Linked DNA regions of Mus musculus: region 1 is linked to region 2. Evidence: chromatin loops called from intact Hi-C (ENCODE). Cell type or tissue: left cerebral cortex. All regions are shown on one strand. Links, peaks and the distances in the headings refer to the core of each region. The heading gives the core; the rest is flanking DNA.

Region 1 (7,251 bases), core at 2,152-6,151, 65 kb before region 2:
ACAGTAAGCAAATGTTCCTCCATGGTGTCCGCTTCAGCTTCTGCTGCCAGGTTTCTGCTCTTCTTGAGTTCCTGCCTTGGCTTGTCTCAGTGATCAACCATGAGTGTGACTGTAAGCCAAATAATCCCTTTCCCCCTCATGTTGGTTTTGGTCACTGTTTTGTCACAGCAGTGAAAAACAAACTAGGTCATGGGCAATAATAGTAAATACCCTCCCCCCATTACATTAATCTTTAAGCTTCCTTTAAAAGTTTATTTTAAATATACTTATATGATGTACTACTATATGCTGTTATTTAATGTAAAAAAAAAACCCACTGTCATAGGAACTCAGCAAATGGAAGAACAAACATGTACAGTTATCTTCTTTAAAAATGATGATGATGATGGTGGTGGTGAGGCTTACTGTTATCATTGCGTGCATGTGAGTATGTGCATGTATGATGCATGTCTGGGAGTCAGGTCTCCCAGGCGGGTTCTGGGATGGGACTCAGGTTTGAGCAGCAAGTGCTTTACCCTCAGGGCCATCGGGTTAGTTCACACTATGTCTTCTTAACCACTTATAAGCTGGCCTTGATTGCAATCATTGTTCATGGATATTATTCAAGGATAAAGAGTATTTAAACACAGAACTCAAGCATTTAGATATGGGAATTCCATTCCTGGCACCCATATTGGGTGGCTAACAACCGCCTGTAACTCCAGCCCCAAGGGGACCTGACACCTCTGGGCACAGACATGCATACATACACATCATTAGAAGAATGGTCCTGAGGCTTTTTTTGTTATTTTGTCTTCAGAACTGAGGACCAAACCCAGGGCCTTGTGCTTGCTGGGCAAGCACTCTACCACTGAGCTAAATCCCAACCCCAGGTCCTGAGGTTTTTAATCTTAGGTTCCTTTCCTACGCCTCCCTCAAATCACACTGTGCCCAACAGTGTCAGTTTTTCTGAAACACCATCTCTGAGGTCTCTCACAGGAAATGTCTCTGAGGTCTCTAATAGACTGTTTCTGGTTTCCTTAATAGAGAGTTGGCTGCTCTCTTTTCTTACTCCTCAGACAGACCTTTTAAAGACTAGGGAATGTATGTCATCCATAGTAGCTTCCCAATAATGTTCACTGGGCCAAACATAAACTAACATTCAAAACTGAACAGTTCCATAATCCAATGGTTGTTTAAAGGCTGCGACCAGCTTTCTCTGTGGTGGAGGGGAAACCTGTGATTAAAGAAAATCTGCTGCAGCCGTTTCCACCAAGTGAGCAAGAGAGCAACGCAGGAAGTGATGCTGAAGCAGCGTGACAATCTGTTTGTCAGGAGACATATTTCCTCCCTTTGACTCAGTTTTCCTCTGTTCTTCCCTTCTGTTAGAACTGAGACCAAGCTAAGGACTGAGGGTAACCTAAGCCACTGCCCCTAAGAAAAGCATCCTAGGGATAAGCCCCTGCACTTACAGAAATCACGGGGGTCTCACAAACGGAGGGGTTCACGAGACCATGTTTGAAACCCTCAGCAGCTCCATCCTCCACCTGAAGAGGATGTAGCATCCATCTCAGGTGATAACAACGCCTAGCAAGTTTCCTGTACGGGAAAGGCTCCCCTTGAGGCTCTCACTGCTGGAGACAGCTCTTAGAAGAAAATGTAATTCATTAACACTAAGCTCAAGTTCTTATTGGACTCAGTAAGGCAAACTAAATAGGATCCGAGTCGAGGCTGGTGGCACAGCCTTGTCATCCCAGTTGTTCAGGAGGCCAAAGCAGAAGGACTGCAGGCTTGAGGCTTGCCTGGGAGATCAAGGCAGCCTGGAACATACGTGGAGACTTGTCTCAATTAAAGAGGTCTATGCACGGCTGCAGAAAACATCTATATCATGAAGTGAAGTGCCACACCCCCCACCTTTGCTGCTGCATGGTACACTTAGAATATTCCTCCTGCATAGTGCCTGTGCCTTTGGACACAGTTCAAAACAGACATGCTGAGTTACAAGTAGGCTGAGCTAGGACATTAATACAAATGCCCTGCACTGCAGTAAGCAATGGTCCTTGCCCTGCAGGGTTGGCATGCATGACTTCCCAGTGACCGTGCTCTTAATGATACCAGCTCCTTACAATGTGGCTCAGACTTTGGTTCCTACAGTATGCTAGCTGTAACTGCACAAAGAACAACCCCATCCCTAATTTTCAGCTCACCAACTGCTATATAAACCACAGGATCCCAACATGACTGTGACTAGAAAGGAGACGCAGAAAGGACTATGGCATCAAAGCATTGTTGCTCTGTGTCATGAAGTCACAGGACAAGGTGAGACTGGGTAGCTACTGCTCAGCAGACTGCTGGATGCTGAGTGGTCTACATTATTTTTCAAAATGAAAATAAAATACACAAATACTAGCTTTACTTCCTATTATTCTTAAATACTACATAATATTATCTATTTCCATATATATATATATATATATATATATATATATATATATATATATATATATATAATTGATACTAAGAGTTAATGTTTTGACAAAAATTTAAAATCTCATGGAAAACTCAAGTATTCCCATGATTATTAAGACTGCGGGATTTCAGCTTACATGGTCTAGGGTCCTTGAACTTACAGTCTTCCTCTTCAGCACCTCCAAGCCCCAAGTGCTGGGATTACAAGCATGTACCCAACCCTGGCCTAGAGGCTACAGCCTCTCTACCCTGCATATGTAGGACTAATTAAATGTATAAAGCCAAGTTTCCTAAAATTACACAAAATAACTGAAACCAATTTTCTCCCAAGTATTAGATCAAATATACTTCACACTTAACTTTCATACTTCCAACTCCCTTTCAAAACTTATTAAGAAGAGAGAGCCTATTATTAGTGTATGAACATGGTGACCTAGGACAAGGGTGAATTGACAAAGGCTGTCCCCGAGGACAATCTGACATCTACCTGTTTAGAGAATTCTTTTCCTTCCATGGCCTTTCAAGTCACAACTCACCATTGTGAGTTCCTTGCAGTCAGACTGAAGGCAGGAAGAGAACTTGGCTGTGCCACATATACTGAGTTGGGATCAGGCACACAGCTTTCTTAAGCTGACAGAGATGGGTTTCCACTAATACCAGTGTTCCTGTCATGTCAGGGTAACTTTATATCTGCATACATGCTGGCTTGTTTTTATTTCCACAGGAGAGAATCATGGTTTTAGTTGCTAACACATCAATTCTATCTTAGCCAACTCCCAGTATCTTATGAAGTCTGGTACACGGGTTCTTTCAGGAAGGCTAGGGCATGCGTTGCTTCTCATCTGATGACTAAGCAGCCTACATGGCCACTCTGAAGTGACTAGTGACTTTATATGCATTAAATGCCTACATGGCCACTCTGAAGTGACTAGTGACTTTATATGTATTAAATGCCTACATGACCACTCTGAACTAACTAGTGACTTTATATGTATTAAATGCCTACATGGCCACTCTGAAGTGACTAGTGACTTTATATGTATTAAATGCCTACATGGCCACTCTGAACTAACTAGTGACTTTATATGTATTAAATCAGCTTGCCTTTGCCTTCTTCCACAAATGTCATCAAGTGACCAATATGACTTCCCAGGACGAAGAATTGGTCACCCTCACAAAATAATAGTTTGTTTAAGCTAGATCAAAAAGATGATTCTTTTATTCTCACACACACTCACACACACACACACACGCACACACACGCACACACACACAGAGTTACGTGTACTAGTTAGTGAAAACAATTCCTACCTCTGGGTCATCATCATCAAAATCGTGGTATGTGGAATGGTCTGGATTATTCACTTTGTCCAGCAACTCGATTGCCAAAGACCGTGTCAGAGGCTGTGTGACAAAGGGATGCTAGAAAACACACAGAACACTTTAGACATTGGTTAAACATCTGACCTTGTGAAAGAAAATGAATGTTTCAGGGTAAAACAATACCTGTAACAGCTTTTCTGCATTGGGTCTTTTCTTTGGATTTTTGGTAAGAGCCATCTTCACAAAATGATGGAAACTATTTGACCTAAGAAAGGATGAAATTAAACTCCTGCATTTTAACTTCCGTTTTGCTCACATTGCTATGAAAGTCAATAAACAGTTACTTACCACTTCAACTTATCTTTTAGTTTAGGAGGCTGGAAATTGCTTTTTGTCATTAGAAACAATGCCCTGAAAAACACATAAAACGTTTTGCACAGAGTTAACACCTCCCATTCATTCTCAGGACAGGAAGGAACACATTCCTATAGACTCCCAGCAAGGGTAAAGCCGACCCACCACACACTAAATAAGCTTTAGTCAGCGTGGGCTTGCCGTAGGCACACTGACCTCATCGGGTGAAGGTCAAACATGGGTGGCTGGAGCTCCGCCAGCTCGATGGCAGTGATGCCCACCGCCCAGAGGTCACACAGTTGATTGTACCCGCCTTTCCTCTCAACAGCCGCGACTTCTGGGGCCATCCTGCAGGAAATAAGCCAGGACACACAAACCTCGTGTTTAGTGTGCTTTCCTGTGCGCACCTTACCAGAGGCACAGACTCACTAACAGCTACATTGAATTCTGTTTAGTCCTTTGATGTCTGAAAATAGATCTACCATATTTAACAGACCCACTTTCCTCAAATTCTTGATGTCTCCTGGAAGACGCCTCAGCCTCCCCAGTGACGGCTTCATCAGTTGGCTACACTACAAAGTTTATGAAAAGTTACCAGGATGACAGTGTCTGACCCAGAGTTGTTCTCATCTGGAAGACTTCCCCAAAATTCCATAAAGGAGAGAACCTTTGTAACCAATGGTCGTAACTGTTTCATCCGATGCCTATAGCTCTACCCTGCAGCCTAGCCACTGCTCTCAGTCACCATTTCTTGGGGCACCAAGAATTTTCACATTTTGCATTTAGTTTATATTTACTATAAGCTTTTGAATGCTTTTAATTAAAAAGTTTACATTACAATAATGGAAAAGTTATCAAAACGCGTGCCTCTTTTTAAAAATATTTTGTTCAGAGAGAAATTACAAATTTGATAACGTTTTAATTCCTTTTAACTTTGCTACTGTTTAAGTCTAATGACTTGTTTAAATGATCAGTTTTCAAATACACAAACTTTGAAATCCCAAACCAGTTTTGGAAACAACTGAGATAAACATGGAACTCTTCCAGTTCCAAAGAGCATCGAGTGGACGCCTTACACACGCACGACCGCAGGGGAGTCGGCTCAGTTACAATAAAACTAAAAAACCGGCAACTTTCAAAACACTTGCTCTTAAAAGCAATTTGATCTCAAAATCTCCCTCCTGGAAATTCAAATCATGGCAAGGACAGTAATGTAAAGAGTGCTGGGGCTTAACTACAGGCAGCTTGACCATGGCTACAGGAGAGGGGAGCCTAGAGGGCGGGCAGCACTCAGCCCCTGACCTCAGAGAGCACAGCCCTCTCCCAGCACAGCCTGCCAGCCAGTGTCACAGCAGCCAAAGTGCGGGTGGTGCTTCTCCTTCCACTAAGTCACCTGTGCCCGCTCACCTACGAGCCATGTGTCAGGTGTGCTGGCTACTGCGCGGGCACGTGCACACACACACACACACACACACACACACACACACACACACACACACACAATGAATCCAACGAACACCCTTATTACAAAGGTAAGAAGACTAAGCTATGACCAAAATGAAAGTGAGTTTTAGAAAACTGTTCAAGACAAGTTTATAAAGACAACCAAATGCCTTCAACAAAGGCAAGAGCACAAGTGTCACAAAGAACTGTGACAGCTCCACAAGCTGGGACCCCATACGCAGGACCAGGACGTCTGGGGAAGGGGCAGCAGAGCCACAGGAGTCCCCAGAGGGAGGGCGGGAACAGAAAATGTTCCCGATGGCGGCGGTCTGTTTTATCTTGATGTTCATCCATCACAGAACTGTACACTGGAAAGTGTGACCAGCTCAAAGGGAGGGAAGGCCTTGGCCCTCCACCAAAGGCTGCTGAGTAAGGGCCAGCTCCACCACCACACAGGAGATGTCCAAGGGCACACTTACCACTAACTCTCAGTTCTCCTGCCTCAGCAGGCTTTCCTGACTAATTCTTAATCACTTTGCAAGGGAGATTCTGTATTCTTAGATAAAGGTGGGAAAGGCATTGTGCTAGACAGAGACAGAGAAGGACTGTTACCCAACCTCGCCTAAGCACAGCTCCACAAGCTCTAAGGTATTCACCACTTTACAGCCGAATGGAAAGATCAGTCCTCATGCGCAAACAGTAGCCAGGCATGTGCACAGAATCAGGTGAGACTCCTGAGACGTGGGTGTTCTTCTAGATGCTTAAAGACACACTGGACAGAGAGTACTTGGAAAGAGTAATGCATTGTCTTCAAATCCTAGCTCTTCCTTCTCTAAGAGCAAACCATAAGTGAAAAGCAGAATAAGGAGAAACATACACACATACCCTTTGAGGTCCTAGGAGACACACCTTACCTAGAGATACAGAGACTAAAAGGGAGTATGAAATCACACAGCAAGATGAGGGAATCCAAGGAGGCAGACGATGAGAACTCACAGCTGATTAGCCTCAGAGACTCCACCCACATGCTGTAGAGTTACAAACTAACAAAATCAGGTTGAGGCTGGCTGAGGATAGGAAAGGCATTGAAGTGTCAATAATTAATCCCAGACTCCTGCTGTCACCGTCTGAGCCCCAGAAATCAGTCCTTGTATGCACAGCACAAGTAGGAATATGACGGGATCACTCAGGAATTGTGCAGGTCTGTGAACAGAACACTGCCTGTCCACTTTGGGAACATTAACCACCAGGCCCATACCTCGCCTTTACCGTACACTGTGATGTGAGTCTGCTTTGCTTTCATATTCTGAGACAGGCTCAATTCGCTCCAGGCTGTCCTCAACCTCTCAGGCTCCAATGAGTCTCCTGCCTCAGTCTCCCCCAAACTGGGACTGTAGGGATATATACCATCCCCAGTTCTAGAACTGGCTTATAGCATCTTGCTCTTTGGTATGAACTAACATACAATGATTTTTAAACTTTCGATGGAAGCCTCCATCGTGCAAGTATGAACCTAAAATGCTGAGAAATTCCCACAGAAACATGAGGGTTTTTTTTTTTTGTCTCTCTCAACTCTGAAACACTGGCAGACCTGCAATTTGCTCTGTAGACAGACCACCAGGCTAGCCTTGGACTCGCAGAGATTCACCTTAATCTTGAACATAGCATATTTTCTTTAAGTGG
Region 2 (7,251 bases), core at 1,036-5,035:
TTAATTTTGACTTAGTGGAAGCAGGCTATGAGAGTAGAGCTGCTACAAAGTCAGTGGGAGAAAAGCAGCCGGCAAGAGGAGGAAGGAAAAGGGAACGGTGGTGAGATGGAGGCAGCTGTGTGTATCCTCCCTTCCACTATGTGCATCCTCCCTTCCTTCCACTGTGTGCATCCTTCCACGGGGGACCCAACAGAGCCACAGTCCAGTCACTCCCCCCTTCTCCTCCTCCTTGCTTTTCTTCCCTCCTGCCCTCCTTTTTCCTCTCCCTCCCTCTTAAGTTTCTGTTCAGAGTAAGGACCTAGGAATTTGCACAATCAGGCGTTCTACCCCTGAGCCATCACCCCAGACATAACTATCAGACACGATGATCACTGTTGGTGTTAATTAGGAGGAGTTAATATAAAAATAGAATTACAGATGAACAGCACTTGGTCTTTAAATGCAACCCTGAATTACACTCATTGGGTAACAGGCTTTAGGAGCTGTCTCCTCAACAAAACTATTAAATCTAAGTCAGATGCTACAGGGGTGAAGGGAGGGGGCAAAACTCCAGAGTTTGAAAGCAAACTCCAGAGTGACTAAGGTCTTCTATATAAAAGCTAATAAAACTAAACACTAAACAAGTACACAGAATATAGATAAGATGGCTCTTGTACATTAATAACGAAATCCCTTCAAACAAGTTGGTTTTGACCAGCCGCCAACCCAACCAACGCCTTTGCTAACTGCAGTGCTGACCTCCTCCTTTCCCTCTGTGAAGAGGCATCTGTGAGGAGGGTGCCAGCCACATGCTTCCACCAGAAAGAAGCAGTGATCTGGCAATCAGCATGGAACGCTTCAGAGAGAGAGAGAAAAAGAAACACTGGCTATATTTTTACTCCAGAACATTTTCAAAAGCATAAACTCCTGTTCTTGCAAGTACAATCTCACTTTGTCTCTCTTCAAAAAAGTTTTCTTCTGTCTGCCTACCTTTCCTAACTGCCATTCCGCCTCACTTCCTGGGGGGATCTTAAATTGTCTAGATTGTTTCCAAACCCCCAATTCCTTAGAAAAACAAAAACCTTTTAAAAAATATATACAAGAAGCAACAGTGCAGGTTGCGGAGGTCCACGGTCTACACACCCGCTCCTGTCAGTCTGGCTGTCTGTCTGGGCTCAACTCTAGTGTACTTCCTTACTGACTGTGGGGCCTTGGGAAGTCACTTACATTCCCCACAAATCCCTCTATCTGTAAGTTAGAATGAAGTACTCACTTCACAGCAATGCATTAACACTAAAATTGGTTACTATATGGAAACTGTATATTATATATAGAATATGTATACTGGAACTGAACAAATATGGGAGCCAGGTTTCTCCCTACTGAAGATGGGGGTGACAGATAGCAAAGGGAAGGCTGGCAGGAACCATCACGTACTAGAATAAAGAGACTATTATGAATTCAGTTAGGCTAAAATGCACAGAGATGGATACAGAACTATTTATATAGCTGGACATGGTAGAGCACACCTTTGAATCCAGCACTCAGGAGGCAGAGGCAGGCAGAGCTCTGTAATTTCAAAGCCAGTCTTGTGTACATAGCAAGACCTTGTCTCAAAAAACCAAAAAGTTTACAGGTACCTGTATTTACATGGCTCAGACACTTCACACACACACACACACACACACACACACACACACACCAGCTGAGAGAGAGCACCTAGAAGCAAGGCAGTCCAACAGCAAGGAACAGACCCAGAGCACAATTTTCAAGGTTTTTTGTTTTGCTTGTTTTGTGGAGGGGTAACGCAGGAGAGTGAGACCTGGGCGTCATGAAAGGAAGGCAAGCACTCTATACCTTGGTTGTCTGATACCAGTAAGAAGAACCATGGCTTATTGAGAAACGCCTGATTCTAGGCCACAGCAAAGCATTTACAGATGAGCCTAAGTATGTTGTCATGCCCAAAAATATTAAAAAATAAAATGCCAGAATGTGTTAAAAACAATATGGTGTGGATGTATAAAAAGACACAGAACAAACAGATGCAGTTAAATTCCAATGAAGTATGTAGCTGTGCACTGTAGCCATCAATCCACACTCATAAAGAAATTGAATAAGCAAACTGGGGACTAAATAGCACAGCAAGAATATGTATTTAGCATAGGTGACATCTGAGGCACAGCCCCAGCATCAACAACAAATACAGTTAACAGGGCAAAGGCACAGCTATACATAGTTACACCTGGCTTAAAAGTGGTGGCTGAAGCCTAACTGCCCATCCCCAGTATGAGACTTTCTTCCAAGGGGTGTGAAAGGCACGCCCTTGGAATCACAGCTATGAAGAGCTATGCACAGGCTGGGCAAACACTGGGTGCCAGGTGACAAATGTAAACACTGTGAGTGACAAGCCCCTGCTGACCACGCAGGCGGGCGGGCACCCTAGCTCCATGACTTCCATCTAACCTGCCACCTTCAAGGTCATTAAAACACAAAGAAAAAGTCTGCAAAACTGTTACAGGCCAGAGCAGTCCATGTAACCAAACCTGCTAGTGAACTGTATCGGTACCGGAGATGGGACCCTAGCACGGCAGAGAGGCACGGGCAGGGCAACAGTGAGGAGCAGTGGAGCAGCGTGAGGACTTGGTTGTAAGGAATGTATTATGGGAACTTGACAAAAGAAGAATCCGGAGAGGGAGCACGGGATAAAGTGAGCATCTCTTATGTGCGACTCAATCTGTACAATTCAAAAGAGATTTTAAAAAAAATCTCTTGTCTTAATCCTAATTAAACTATTTAAAATTTTAATGTTTTAAATCTTAGCCAGATAAACACCGAAGTCTTCCCTGAGTTCTGAGGCTCAGGGTACAGTAGACCAGGGGCCTAGCTAGACCTTGGGGTCAAGTACAGTGCCTGAAATGCATAGTTTTTGCAGAGAATGTTGCAAAAATTATACATCTTTACTCCAGGAAGTGAAACGTTACTTCCCTGATACTGCCCCAAAGCCTGCCAAAAGTGGCAAAACTTTATTCATAAAAAAACATTGCCTAAAGGGTCTTTTATATCACTTTTCATAAAAACAATGTAAATTGTTATGGAAATATTTCCTAAGTTTGATTCAAGTATTGCCTCATAATATGACAGAAAGTGTTTAAGAAACTCAACACAAACAATAAAACAAAAAGCAAAAATAGCAGCCCTGCCCAGCAATTTACAGAAACATCCAATTTTGGGTTTTGGGAGAAGAAAAGAGATTGTCAAACCTCCTGTAGCCACAGTTTTACTGGAAGAAGAAGAAAAAAAAATCTTTGCATCCAAAATCAAAGCATGTTCCATGATTCCCGGATTCCTGGCATGCGGGCTCCGTGCCAGCACTAACCAGAGCCGCAGTCCTCAGAATCGGCAGAGCGCTGGGGAAGAGAAATGACAGCGCTGCCAGCCTGGAAAGCCAGCACAGCTCTGCCGCAGGCCTTCCGCTCTTGCTCGGTTCTCAGCAGTGGGAGGACCAGAGGACTGGGATGGGGGTGAGGGACAAAAAACGAGCAAACAAACCAACACCCCAAGGAGCAGAGAGGGGAGAGAGCATCGTAATACTGGGGTCTGCGCTGCCCACACTTTAACTGCCTCTCAGGAGTAAGGGAGAGAGGAGACAGACAGGAGACCTAAAGGAGCACCAAGCCCAGCCCAGCTCTGCAAGCCAGCGAGTTTCCTGGGCTAACTCATTTACAGCAGTGTGGGTGGTCAGCAAAGCCTCAGCGCAGCATGGACTGCAGGAGCCGAGCAGATGGAGCCTCCTCCTCAGCTCCCCTCTACGGACTCTGGCTCTGTCTGACTCTATGCTCTGAGCAATTCAGGCAGAGACACACACGGCTGCTGCAGGAGGCGTGCAGTGTGGGGTAGCTGAGGCCTCAGGTACGCCCGCCCGGCTCTTTTCATGAGGGGAAGTCGACAGGCCCAAGCTCCATGGTTACTCCCAAGCAGTCCCAGCTTCTTCCTAAGGAGCCAGAGCTTCCTGGCTGCTATGCTCAAGGGGCAGCCTTCTACAACATGCACCCAGTCCTCAGGCACTGAGATGGATACACTATCTGTACTCACTCACTTCCCTTGGATATGCAGCGCTCTCTTCCCTGTTTCATCAGGAAACAGTGACCTGCAATAGCAAACCCAGCACTACAACTTCCACAAACAGGTGTACCCACAGCACAGGGTACAAACATAAAACTGCAACGGGCACCTTAATCCATGAGTCATAAATTCCTTTGGACGCTCAAAATAAAAAGGTTAGGAAAGACCCACGGCTTGACAACTTAGGCCAAAGATGTGTCTTCCCTCCCTTGCTGTGTCTTTTCTGCTGTCATCTCACCACTCTTCCAACTCCACACAGCACTTCCTGAGAAATGGCCCAAGAGGGCAGCTTTCTACCAGAGACATACCTCAATCTATGGAGGTCTAACTCCACATCTTGCTTCATTTAGTTTCTCTCTCCATCCAGGTCCTTAGGGCCTCAATCAGACAACAATGCTCTGTCATTGATCTAACGCTTGACCTGCTGTGCCACATTCCAGGAAACATGGAATTTATCTGAAAGACTAGAGGCCACCACCTATACCCATTCTCCCAAGGAGCTAAGAAATAAACAGGCCCTGCCTATCAGTAGCTCTCTCCCTTCAATTCTGTTGGAACATCTTCAATGGTCCTTTTCTTTATCATGTCTAATTTACACTCTGCAAACTATATGGCAAGCTGTATTCTGGTCTAGCTCAACACAAGAAAACCTAAGATCTGCAGCAAAGAGGACCTGAAGTTCACTCGGAGCTCAACCTCTGCTCTCACTGAGACCTTACGCCTACCTGACCTCTAGTCACCGACGACTTCACCTTCCCTAGCTTTAAGGGGCACATTAGAGCAAGAACACCTATGAAGCCACACCCGACACACAGTTTTCAGTGCATGTATTTGCTATGACTTTCCTTATTAATATTCAGTTTATGTCACCATTCTCTAAAACAAATAATTTCTTTTAGTTTGACCAATACTCAAACAAGCCCTTCACATCCACTCCCCGCAAAACGCTCTGACCAGTACCAACCAGCGCAAGCCCTTCTTGCTCACAGTTCATAAGGCCCTCCCCTGCAAGACTTACCTCTAATACAACGTTCTTCTACTTACCCACTAACTCTAAACCATACTTTAAAAAACAACTTCCACCTCTCTCCCCTAAAGAGTCTTTCTTATATGGTCATGGACTGTAAGAATTGTTTATGTTTACTGAGAGTCACATAATGTAATATTTATTCAAAAAATGTTCCCTATTACCTAAATGCTGTGATTAAATGAGTAAGTCCTATAACTGCTTTTACCTGGCCTCCTTGGGATCTAGCTGGGGTCAACCAATTGTTGAACAAAAACCTTAGGGACCAACAGAGAGACAAAATAACTTGGAACTGGAAGGAAACAGCAGGGCCAAACTCCTTGGCAATCAACTACAGAAGGTGTCACCTCCTCCTCTCACCATCAAATGATTATTCATTGCTAACCAGTCCAAGAAAATGACTCCACAGGCGGCAGTAGCGACTAAACTCAAGGGCTTCTCCCAGTCATTACCTCCTCAGTCAGCTACATCTAACTCCACACCACTGCCCCTTTGCCACACAACGACACCAGGAGAAGGACCTTCTGTACGCCTGCAAAAGACTCCACACAAGAAACCACCCTATGAAGAGGTCATCTCTGGAATTCTGGCCAGAAATAATTTTCTGTTGTTTAAGCCATTCAATCAATTCAATCAAAGCATGGCTACTTTGTCACTGGTATTTGTTACAGGGTTGCACACTAATATACGTACCCAGAAATAGATCCACACCAATACAGCCAGCTGGCCTTCACAAAGGAACAAAAGCTACACAAAGAAAGTCTTTGCATCAAATGGTTCTGGACCTAGAACTCTCACACCATGCCCACCCACCAATGCACACCCAGATCTTATACCTCTGACAAAAATCCATTCAAAGTAAATTACAGAGATAAAAATGCAAAGCTACAGAGATAACATACTAGAAAATCCAGGTCTGACATAGACATTACGAGAATGAAAAGACAAGACAAAGGGGGAGACCTTTGCAAATACTACTTAGTAACAGACATGGACCCAAAATTAAACTCTTAAAATTAACAACAGCAAAGCAAAAGCAAGCAATCCAATTTTTTATTGTTTATTTGAAATGGGGTTTTGCTATATAAGCCCAAACTGGCCTGCAAGTTGAAATCTTCCTGCTTCATTCAATCTACTGAGTGCTAAGATAATGATATAATCTTAAAATGTAGACTTAAGTCCATGCCTGGCTCACAGTTAAATTTCTAAAAAACTTTAGATAGGGTATCTTACCAGAAAAGACACAGCTATAACAAAACATACAGTAGAAATTATGTTCAATACTTCATATTGTTAGGATGTGCACATTAAAATGGTATCAGCATGCATACCATAGAGTGGCCCAAATCCAAGACCCGGGAAACACCAACTACTGACGAAGATGTGGAGCAACCGGACCTCTCAGTCACTGCTGGTGGGAATGCATACAGCCCCTCTGGAAGATACTGCAGCTCCTTACAAAGCTAAGGACAGGCTTACCACACAATCCAGCCATAGTTGGATCCTTGCTAGTTACTCAAGCATGATGAAAGTTTTGTGTAAGAACCTGTATATGATTATTCATTGCATTTCTACTTACAATGCAAAAGCTTGGAGACCACTAAAGTAGTTTTCAAATAGGTGAAAGAGTAAATCACCCAGGTTGAATGGGACTATTAATCATCAATATAAGAAATAAGTTATCATGTCACAAAAGGACAAGGATGAATCCAAGTCACATAGCTAAGTGAGAGAAGCCAGTCTAGAAGCCACATGTTAGATAATTCTAGTTCTATGACATTTTGGAAGGGAAAATGTATATACAAAAAAATGCTTAATATAGAACATACACATGTGTGTTTGTATACCTGTATACAGACCAGGAACTGGATTGTGAGGGAGGGGAGGGCAAAATTAATCCATGAGTTGGTCACTTTTAGGACAGTGAAACTATTCTGTAAGATAGGGACAGTCTGTCACAGAGCTGTGCTGTAACACAGTTCCCTCCCAGGTAAACTGTGGACTTTAGTAATAACAATGTTGCAACCTTATTCATCTGTTTTAACAAGCATCACACTAATGCGAGGTGGGAACTGCAAGACTAGAGTTGAATGAACCAGTCCGATGCTGGGTTGAATGAACGT

What was found. Hi-C counts contacts between places; a loop is a spot of excess contacts. Peaks named below come from ENCODE experiments on the same cell type or tissue, not always from the same donor. Only the 100,000 strongest peaks of a DNase experiment are listed, where the experiment ranks them.
Region 1: it touches region 2 in a loop (1.9-fold over the local background); 1 of 42 quality-filtered maps calls a loop at or near these places.

What each region holds. Positions count from the first base shown.
Region 1 is chr17:80,640,373-80,647,623 of GRCm38, forward strand. It overlaps Map4k3 (mitogen-activated protein kinase kinase kinase kinase 3), which reads right to left. Exons shown (of 34, transcript NM_001290345.1): 9 at 4,342-4,473; 10 at 4,120-4,182; 11 at 3,955-4,036; 12 at 3,760-3,870. Among named protein-coding and RNA genes, the nearest start is that of Cdkl4, 67 kb to the left of the region's middle. In left cerebral cortex, for the core only: no CTCF peak of the experiment used is centred there; a DNase peak (open chromatin) is centred at 4,457; H3K27ac peaks cover 549 bases.
Region 2 is chr17:80,706,648-80,713,898 of GRCm38, forward strand. The region is part of intron 1 of Map4k3 (mitogen-activated protein kinase kinase kinase kinase 3); the gene reads right to left. Among named protein-coding and RNA genes, the nearest start is that of Map4k3, 18 kb to the right of the region's middle. In left cerebral cortex, for the core only: no CTCF peak of the experiment used is centred there; DNase peaks (open chromatin) are centred at 1,083, 3,442 and 3,773; H3K4me3 peaks cover 581 bases; H3K27ac peaks cover 3,038 bases.